2 separate regions of the Homo sapiens genome follow, and region 1 is linked to region 2. A link is a contact called in ENCODE Hi-C or POLR2A ChIA-PET data. All regions are on one chromosome and are shown on one strand. Each heading gives the region's core, a stretch centred on a gene start or an enhancer-like site at or near the end of the contact. The rest is flanking DNA. Distances are from core to core; before and after follow the strand shown. Region 1 overlaps TMEM131 (transmembrane protein 131). Region 2 overlaps TMEM131 (transmembrane protein 131).

The links. A loop is a pair of places that touch in the nucleus more often than their neighbours do. ChIA-PET counts read pairs that join two places held with the same protein, here RNA polymerase II (POLR2A). Pooled maps may share reads with other maps.
Region 1: a map of B cell shows a loop between it and region 2 (3-fold over the local background). The contact joins two enhancer-like sites. A Hi-C loop is called at or near these places in 5 of 168 maps with a recorded cell type or tissue (B cell, Caco-2, GM12878 and 2 more), 25 of 37 single-sample maps with no recorded cell type and 10 of 50 pooled maps. POLR2A ChIA-PET finds 5 or more read pairs at or near these places in 8 of 52 experiments (BJ, GM12878, OCI-LY7 and 5 more).

Annotation. Positions count from the first base shown.
Region 1 is chr2:97,910,084-97,915,183 of GRCh38, reverse strand. All of the region lies in intron 2 of TMEM131 (transmembrane protein 131), which reads left to right. It also overlaps the pseudogene RNU7-96P. Among named protein-coding and RNA genes, the nearest start is that of TMEM131, 83 kb to the left of the region's middle. Within about 2 kb of position 3,648, at least 2 of the 41 ENCODE cell types and tissues checked have a DNase peak (open chromatin) inside an H3K27ac peak, as active enhancers do; they include B cell, where a contact is called at or near this core.
Region 2 is chr2:97,954,055-97,959,415 of GRCh38, reverse strand. All of the region lies in intron 1 of TMEM131 (transmembrane protein 131), which reads left to right. Among named protein-coding and RNA genes, the nearest start is that of TMEM131, 39 kb to the left of the region's middle. RefSeq lists an enhancer at 1,502-1,581. Within about 2 kb of position 1,480, at least 3 of the 41 ENCODE cell types and tissues checked have a DNase peak (open chromatin) inside an H3K27ac peak, as active enhancers do; they include B cell, where a contact is called at or near this core.

The DNA of each region.
Region 1 (5,100 bases), core at 2,399-4,898, 46 kb after region 2:
TAAAGGAAACAGGGAAAAGAGATGAGCACACATTTCCCTGAAGGGGAAATACAGATGGTAAAAACGACATGAAAACCTGTTCAACATTGTTAGCCACCAGGCAATGCAAATTAAAACCCAAAACACAAAACAGTGACAACACCAAATACTGGCAAGGATGTGGAGAAACTGGATCACGCATGCATTACTAGAGGGTATGTGAGTGATACAGCTACTCTGGAAAAAACAGTTTGGCAGTTTCGTATAAATCTAAACATGTGGTTACTATAATTGACCTACTAATTGCTCTCTTGGGGATTCTCCCAAAGAAATGAAAATTTATATTTGCATTAAAACATGTATATAAATGTTCATAGCAGCTCTGTTTATAATAGCCCCAAACTGGAAACAACCCAGATGTATTTCAGTAGATGTACTGTTAAACAGTGATACGTTCATACCATGGAATACAACTCAGCAATAAAAAGGAATAAAGTGTTGGCACACACAACAACCTGGGTAAGTCTCCAGAGAATTAGGCTGAGTGAAAAAAGCCAACTCCAAAAGGTTACATGTGCATGATTTCATTTATATGACCTTTTTAAAATGAAAAAATTTTAGTCATGAATAATAGAGGAATGGTTGCCAGGGCTTGGGGGGAAGGGCAGGAGGAAGATGAGTGTGATTATAAAAGCGACACACTGGATTCTCAGGGTGCTGACACTGTTCTGTGTCTTGACTGGTGTTCATGAACCTACACAGCAGAGAAAATTGTGTAGAACTAAATACATGAACAAACACAAATGAGGACATACAAAACTGAGACCTTCTGAACAAGGCAGGTGGATCGTACCAGTGTCGCTGTGCTGCTTGTGATGTTATGCCATAGTGTTTGCAGAATGATACAGTGGGGAAACTGAGTTAAAATATAGCTCTTTTTACTATTTCTTGCAACTGCATGTGAATCTACAGTTATCTCAGTGAAAATTCATGTTAAAAATACATACACACAGAGAAGCACAGGAAGCAAAACAATTAGAAAGTCAGGAAAGACCCCTTTTGTGAGTTAAAAATTCTTAAAACTCCCTCACAGATGTCATCCATTTTCACTATGAGATGATTTGCAGAGAACTTTGTGGGGGAGATTGGGTTGATAAGAAGTAGGATTACATGTTGAGATCTTCATAATCAAAAGCAGACCTCATCCTCTACCTTCCCCCAACCCAGTCCTGGAGGAAGTATGTAATTTTGTCTCTAAAGGTGACAGAGAAGCATAGTCTCATCGCCTGCAAGGAAACTGGCTCCCAGGTATATCCCTGGGGAAAGCTGCCCAGTATGTAAGTAATACTCAAATGGCGCCTGGTGTGGCTTCCTGGTACCACGGGTTTGTGTGCATGTGCTGCCTGTACCATCAAGAAGCTTAAATTCTAGGGTGTGCAGACCTTGTCTTATTTCTAAGCATCCATGCCGTGTGCACAACTGCCACGTACCTCATTCTGAAGTGAATTTCATTTTATTTTTCTAACAAGATTAAATCTTCTGTTTAACAATAATGCAGTATAAAAGTATGGCCATCTTAAAATTTGTTAGCAATAATATAGCCAACTTCAGCTCATGTAAGCTAAAAGTTGGTTTTAGGCATATGCAGTTCTGTCAAGGATAGGTTATTGTATGAATGCAGTACTAGACCAGATCGAAGGATTTGAATTCTAACTCTTACCATTTGCTAATTTAGAACATTTAGAGGCTTAGTTTCTTTATCTGTAAAATGAATTCTGTATTTATCTCCAGTGTGTTAAGAACTGCAAGGACCACTGGAAATACAAACACAGTTAAGACAGTAACGCACTTTGAATTAAAAGGCAAGGAGATGTTATTACAAATGAACATCTAAATTATTGATATCTCTATAAAATTGAGGTTGTAGTACGATGTTCAGTCTTGGCCTGTGTACGTTTTGGACCAGATAATTGGTTGTAGGGTAGAAGAAAGAGCGTCCTGTGCATTACCGGGTGTTTAGCAGCAGGCCGGACTCTACACACTTAATGTTAGTGGCCCCCTGATTTGCGACAAACAAAAATGCCTCTTAGTTTTTTAACTCTTTTAGAATTTGTCCAGCATGTTTTTTGGTGTTAATAAAAACCCGCACACAGAGAAATGCTTCTGGACGTTGCCAAATTCCCCCAGGGAAACAAAATTGCCCTCGGTTGAGAACCACTGAGTTACAGGGATAAAATTATCAGATGTGTTCGTTTTATAAAAGAATTTAATAATATTTTAAAGCATATCACATATATTTTTGCCGAGGCTGGTCTATTTGATTGGAAGAAGAGTCCATTTTCCTCCCGCATATCCCCTTTTGGAGTTGGGAGTGCATTCTGAGAGAAGCTGTGCTCAGATTATTTGGAATCTGCACCCTAGTGAGGAGCGAGGTTGAAGCTGAAGTCCTTAAGTATGACAGAAGCATGGGTGGGAAGGTACCGAAAGACCAAAGAATTTGGGGATGGGGAGGTAGGAAAGGTGTCTCCAAACTCACATGCATATACATATTTTCCTTAACACCTGAGGTGAAAGAACACCCCTGTTATATCTTGTCTGTTCTAAAGAGATGTGGTGAAGAGAATTTGCAGTGAGTTAAGAATCACTAAAGTTTCTGTGATTCAGTGAAATTGCCTTTGAAACATTGTAGGAGTGTCTTATATTTGATAGAAGATTAAAAAAATGCATGGCATGGGCATTTTCTAGGGCTCTGAGTACTCTTAATAGACCCTTATCTCTGGATGTGAATTCATGAGGTTCAAAGGTCCCTGCCAGTCAAATGGCAAACTATGGAATTTCCCTGTCCTCTAGAGATTGCTTTACTGTCTACTGAGGTTGATCATCTTTTTCATATGGTTATTGGCCATTTATTTTTCTTTAGTGAATTGTCTTCTTGCCCTTTGCTTACATTTCAGTCACAACATTGGTTTTCCCATTTCCTTTTTTCCTTTTCACTGTCGAATTATAACAGTTTTTATGTATCTTTACATTGTAAAGTTATTAATGTTGTAATCCTTATTTGCCTGTTTTTATCCTTATTCAGTGTTTATTTTTGCCCATTCTCTGACCTTTGACATTTCTGCATTTTGTATTAAATTGTTATAGTTAGGTTCCAGTTGTTTGATGCAATCCTTTTGTCTTTATATAAACAGTTGAGTTTATCTTATTTAGTCTCACTGTAGATGTGTTTAATCTTTTCCATCTGCTTTTTATGCATTCATATTGGCTTTTGTTTTGTTTTTAATCTCTTGATAATGGGGCTCAATTTTCAGATATACTTTTAAGATATGTTTATGCCTTTATTTCTCAAATTGCTTCAGAAACAAAATAGTGTCTATTGTGATCTTCCTTATTCTCATAACACTTAAGGATGTGTTGGCATGTTCTGAGATTTTTATTCTTGTTTATTACAGTTAAATGATTATTTTTCTGTTTTGTGGCATATACTTCAAAAACAATATTTATTTTCTGATTTTCTAACTTTATTTCCACAGATCCTTTGCATTGAGTATCTGCTTATCTTTCACAAGACAGCTTCCTCATTTGTGAGTCTTCGTATGAGTAATTTCAGTGGTCAGATTCTGTCTTCATGATAATTTTTTTCTCCTCAAGAAAGTGCACATGAGTGATACACGTCCTGAGTTCCTTTTCTGTAGACTTCATGTGAGACCATAGCTTCTCATGCTCTAGAATTCTGTCATAACCATTATTGATGTATAAATGACATACAATAAACTGCATGTGTTTAAATTATGTAATTTAAAAAGTTGGCATAATTATGTACCTGTGAAATTATTACTACAATCAAGATAATGGACATACGTGTCACCCTTAAAAGTCTACTTGTGCCCCTTGGTAATCCCTTTACGCTCCTTATCTTTAGGCAACCACCAGTCTGCTTTCTGTCACTGTCAGGAAGTTTACATTTTAAAACACTTTATATAAATGGAGTCATACAGAATGTACTTTTTTGAGGGTCTGGGTTGTTCCACTCAGCATAATTATTTTGAGATTAATCTGTGTTGTTTTGTATATCAATAGCTTATTCTTTTTATTGCTGAGTCGTATTCCATTGTACGGATATAACACAACTCATGTGTCTGTTCACCTGGATACGTGGAAGTTTGGGCTGGTGGAAATTTGGGCTGTTCCAATACTGAGCTGTAACAAAGCTGCTACGAACATTTATGTACAAGCCATTCATTGTACGGACAAATGCTTTTGTTTCTCTTGGGCATATATCTAGGAGTGGAGTGATTTGGTCATATGGTAGGTGTATGTTTAACTTTGTAAGAAATTGGCTTCAAACTATACTACAAGGCTATAGTAACCAAAACAACATGGTACTGGTACCAAAACAGGTATGTAGACCAATGGAACAGAACAAAGGCCTCAGAAATAATGACATTTATGCAGCCAACAAACATAAGAAAAAAAAACTCATCATCACTGGTCATTAGAGAAATGCAAATCAAAACCACAATGAGATACCATCTCACACCGGTTAGAATGGCAATCATTAAAAAGTCAGGAAACGACAGATGCTGGGGAGGATGTGGAGAAATAGGAACGCTTTTACATTGTTGTGGCATGTGTCAGAATTTTCTTCCTCTTTAAGACTGGATCGTATTCCCTTGTATGTATAAATCACATTTTGTTTATCTGTTCACCTGTCAATGGGCATTTGGGTTGCTTCTACCCCTTAATGGTTGTGAATAATACTGCTGTGAATGTGGGTTCATGCAGTATCTTTTTGAGCCCCTGTTTTCAGTTCTTTAGGGTATATACACAGAAGTGGGATTGCGGGTCGTATGGTAATTCTATGTTTAATTTTTTTGGGAACCACAATACTGTTTTCCATAGTGGCTACACCATTTTAATATTCACACTAACAGTGCACAAAGGTTCCAGTTTCACCACATCCTTGCCAAAGATCCTTATTTTCTTTTTAAAATTTTAAATAGTAGTCATCCAAACAGGTATGAAGTGGTATCATTGTGGTTTTGATTTGCATTTCCCTAATGGTTAGTGATGTTGAGCATCTTTTAAAGTGCCTACTGGCCATTTGTGTATTTTCTTTGG
Region 2 (5,361 bases), core at 231-2,730:
TCCCTGTTTGAGAGTCAGGACCACAGTGGCTCTTCCAGGCCTTGACCATGGGGCTGAAGCAGTTGGTTCTTCAAACCTGTCCAGCTCTTCCCCACCTCCCCAGAGACACAGATGACCTTGTATCTTAGCTCATTGAAACAGACCCTCCAGCGTCAGCTCCTTCTATTTCTCCCTTCTTGTAACCTCAGTTTGTGTCTCCCCCCACGTTTCTTTACTTCAGTCTTCAGATAGAGCTTTTCTTCTCCTTTCTCTTCTCCTGTTTTCTTGACTTTCCAAGGCATCTACTTTAGAGTCTGGCTTCTCTCTGCCACTCAGAAACCTGTCTCAAGACTTACCAGTGGCTTCCAATTGGCCAACTCTGGTGGCTTATTTTCAAGTCTCTGCCCCTCTGTCCTCTTCTTTTCTCTGTGGGATAGTCTTTGACACTGTTGAGCCCTTTCTTGGCTTCCATGACACATGCCCTCTTCTGTTCCTCTTGCTCATAAACCTCCACTGTCAGTGCTCCACTGCTGCTGGAGGGAGGTTCTGCCCGTAATAAGTTGCAGAGCTCAGCCCTCTACCATTTCTTCCTTGATTTTTGAAAGCTGAGAGCTTCAGTTTCGTCCCTCTGTTGGTGTCCCTTTCCCCAAGTTCAAGTACTGTCTTGGAACTGCCTGCTTCAGCATTTTTCCTTGCATAGCTCATTGTTAACTCAGATCCCATTTATCTGAAGTTGAATTAAGCCTTTCCTTTCTTCATATGCCCCTTCAAATCTGGTCACTTGCCCTAGGCGTAACAGGCATTTAAATCACCAGCCTTCAAAGCTTGTGGGTATCATAAAATGCAGACTCCCAGGCTCAGTCTCAGAGAATGCGATTCAGTATGTCTGAATGTAGGCCCAGAATCTACCTTTTGCTGAGTACCAAGGCATTTTAATGCAGTGGTCCAAGAACTCCACTTTGAGAACAGCTACTTTAATGATTGGTTTCAGGGTTTGTTACTGTTCTACTTCACCATGGGCTTTCTCTGTCTTCAGGAAGCTGCACCTGTTGGGAGATTATTCTAAGTATTGGAAGGTCGTTGAGAGACAGCCTGAGCTTGAGCTTTGTAGAGATGCAGACCTGATCTGTCCTCTCATCTCTGCCACTTGCCAGAAGTTTGACCTTGGGCAAATTACTGGAAAATGGGAAAAATAGCACACAACTTCCAGGGTTTGGTGTGGATGGTGGCTCAGCTTCTGCCCCCCTCTCCAGCCTCTTCTTAATTCTCTTCAATGCTCCCCAGATTTCAGACCTATGAAATGACTTATCTTCTTAAAGAACCATGATTTTTCATACCTCAAATTCCTTTGCACTGTTGTGCTTTCTGGTAGGAATGCCCTACCTTAACCTCCGTGTTCACCTGACTCTTCCTTCAGACGTAACCACTCCATAAACCCTTGTGGCTGAATTTGGTGGTTTCAGTGCACCTGGAGCACCCAGTACTTGATTTATTCGTCTGTGTCTCATCTCAGTGTATGAGTTCCTTGAGGAGGTCCAGCCTTAGCCGTTAGCACTGTGGTTATGTGCAGTAGCTTTTAGTTAAAAGTTATCTTTTTTTTTTTGGAATAATCAAGGCACCTACTATGACATTAGCTAATTGTATTTCAGAGGCCTAGTTTTGAAACTTTCATTATTTGTCAACATACTTGGCAGCCATGCCAGCAGGTATAAGCTTTCCCGCATGTTTTCAAAACAGGAAACTTTTGTCCTTTGGAATAGAAGTTCTAACACTTGAGCACATTTTTTTTTTTAAACTAATGTCTTGAAGAGGTAACTTGTTTCTTTTTTTAAGTTTAGGTTTGCCTCATCCCACAATGAGATCATGAAATAACCTTGCCTCTCCCCATCCTATGAGTTAGCTGGTACTTTCTGTTTATAGTCAGTGGTCAGCACCAAAATAGTATCCCTTGAATTTCAAAGCAAGCCAGGACAGACTAGAAGTACATTAAAATTTGTGCCTGGTTACTAGAGGGGGAAAAATAAAATATATAATGTTGTTTCATATGTATGTAGTCAAAAGTAAAACATGTGACTAAATAAATTTTAAAAATAATAAACTAAAATTCATAGTAATGCTAAAATTTAGTTTATGTAAATCATTAAGTACCAGGCACAACAAAATTTTTGTTTCTTTGCTTTTTGTTTTTATGTAAACATTATTGTGCTTAGAAGTTGCCAAATTTGGTGTCTTTCAATTTTTTTCCTTTTGGAATAAATGTGAACAAAGTCTCACATTTATTCAAACATTTAACTTCATTTTAAAAATTATTGCTGTAGGATAACTTTTTTTTTTTTTTTTGAGACGGAGTCTCACGCTGTCGCCCAGCCTGGAGTGCAGTGGCGCGATCTCGGCTTACTGCAACCTCCGCCTCCCGGGTTCAAGCTATTCTCCTGCCTCTGCCTCCTGAATAGCTGGGACTACAGGCACATGCCACCACACCGGCTAATTTTTGTATTTTTAGTACAGATGGGGTTTCACCATGTTGGCCAGGCTGGTCTCAAACTCCTGACCTCAGGTGATTGCCTGCCTCGGCCTCCCAAACTGCTGGGATTACAGCCGTGAGCCACCGTGCCCAGCCGCTGTTGGATAATTTTTTAACTTAAAATTTATGTCAGAGATGGAGAATAAACTATTAAAGACTAATAGAGAATAAAATTTTTGGACCATGTATTTACAAAAGTCATGTTTAGTAGTAAAAAAAAAATCTAGTTTACACTACTTAATGAAAAAAGAGAAATATTTTTAAATATATATAACACATTCTCACTTTGACATAAATTTTTCTCTTTTTACCCCAGTTACTACTATGCCCAAGAAAATTTTCCAAACTTTAAGTCTTTTTTTTCTTTTACCACTTTGGAGTATGACCTGTTATTTATAAACTTTCCTTGAAAAAAAATCGAAATTTTAATTTGTACCCTGAAACTTTGATCAAAGTAATAGGAGATCAATACCACATGAGTTAAAGAATGGAGTAAAAATATAATTGTTCTCTGTATAATCAAGAAATTATCTGATGGGCCATTGTAACTATTTCACATTTCCATTTAGCAAGTTGGTTCCGAGATACAAAAATATTTGGCACTTTTTGGCTTGTGGATGTCCAGTTGCTCTAGCACCATTTATTGAAAATTGAAAAAATTCCTCCAGTGGATTATTTTCATACTTGTATCAAAATCAATTGGGCATATTTGTGTGGCTCTCTTTCTGGGTCATCTGTTCTATTCCATTAGTCTGTGCATGTCATTTTGGCAATGTCACACTCTCTCAGGTACTCTATTACTAGAATAATACTACCCTTACTCTTACTCTACCTTAATATTGGGGAAAGTAATTTCTGTCACTTTTTCCTTATTTCTCAAGATTGTTTTGACTATTTTAGGGTGTGTACCTTTGCATGCAAATTTTAGAATAAGCTAGTTTGTGTGTATGAAATATGTTGCTGAGATATTGATAGGAATTGCATTAAACCTGTATATTAATTTGGGGAGAATTGACATTTTTCCTGTGTTAAGTACTCTATTATATATGTTCATTTATTTAGGTTTTCTTTTTTTAATCAGCATTTAAAATTTTTTAGTATATAGATCCTGTACATAGCTTTCACTTTCCGGAGTGATTGCAAGTATTTCACTTTCCAGAGTGATTGTAAATGGTGTTTTGTTTTTTATTTTTTGGTTTCCATATGTTCATTGTTAGTATATAGTGTCTTGTTTTTAACTTTTTGGTTTCCATATGTTCATTGTTAGTATATAGAAATGTTATTGATTTTTGTGTGTTAATCTTATATCCTGCTTCCTTGCTGAACTTACTTATTCTAGAAGTTTTAGATGATTTTCACAGGTTCCTTTGGATTTTCCATGTAAACGATCGTATCATTTGCCAATACGGACAATTTTATTCTTCCTTCCTGATCTGTATGCATTTTATTTTCCTTGCCTTATTGCAGTATCTTAGAATTTCTAGTACTGTGCTGAAAAAAAGTTGTGGATCACCTTTTCCCAGTCTTAGGGGAAAACCATTCTTTCACCATTAAGGTATAGATTTTTGCAGATGCTCTTTGTCAAGTAAAGGAAGTTCCAGTTTGTTCCTATTTTAGTGAGAATTTGTATCATGATGAGATGTTGGATTTTGTCAAATGATTTTTTTTGCATCAATTGACATGATCATATGATTTTGTTATTTATTAGTATATTTGATTCCATTAATTTTTTTTCAAATGTTGATTCAGTCTTGCATATTTCGGATAAATTCTGCTTATGGTGTGTAGTCCTTTTTCTATATTACTAGATTCAGTTTGCTGGTATTTGTTTGAGGGTTTTTGCATCTAACTTAATAAGGAATAGTGGTCTATAGTTTTAAAAAAATTTTGCAATGGTTTTGTCTAGCTTTGATGTCAAGAGTAATACACTAGCTTCATTAGATGAGTTGGGAAATGTTCTTTGTTTTTTTAAACTAGATTATGTAAAATTGGCCCTAATTCTTTTTAAAATGTTTGGTAAAATTTTCCAGTAAAGCCATTTTGGCCTGGGAATTTCTTTTTTGGAGATCTTTCTCTTTTTTAGTTTTTTTTTTTTTTTTTTTTTTTGAGATGGAGTTTCACTCTTGTCTCCCAGGCTGAAGTGCAATGCCGTGATCTCAGCTGACTGCAACCTCTGCCTCCCGGGTTCAAGCAATTCTCCTACCTCAGCCTCCTGAGTAGCTGGAACTACAGGCGCACGCCACCACGCCCAGCTAATTTTTTGTATTTTTAGTAGAGATGGGTTTTCACCATGTTGGTAAGGCTGGTCTCGAACTCCTGACCTCAGGTGATCCACCCGCCTTGGCCTCCCAAAGTGCTGGGATTACAGGCGTGAGCCACTGCGCCCGGCTGAGATCTTTCTCTTCACAAATTCACTGTCTTTAATGGTTATGGGTATATGCAGGCCATTTCCTTCATCTTGGTTGAGCTTTGGTAGTTTGTGGTTTTTGAGGAATTGGTCCGTATTTTCAAAGTTGTCAAATTTATGAGCATAAAGTTATTCATTCTATGCCCTTAGTAATCTTCTAATGGCTATAGTATGAAGCTATCCCTTGTTTCATTCCTGATGGTTGTGCTTTGTGTCTTCACCTTTTTGTCAGTCTTGCTAGAGCCTTTTCAGTTTTGATTATTTTTCAGAGAACCAGTATTTGATTTCATTGATTTTTGTTGTTGTTATTTTCCTGTTTTCAATTTCATTGGTTTCTGCTCTTGTTTTTATAATTTTCATTCTACTTGCTTTGAATTTATTTTGCTCTACTTTTTCTAGTTTCTTAAAGTAGGGGACAGAGATTATTAATGTGAGACCATTTCCTCTTTTC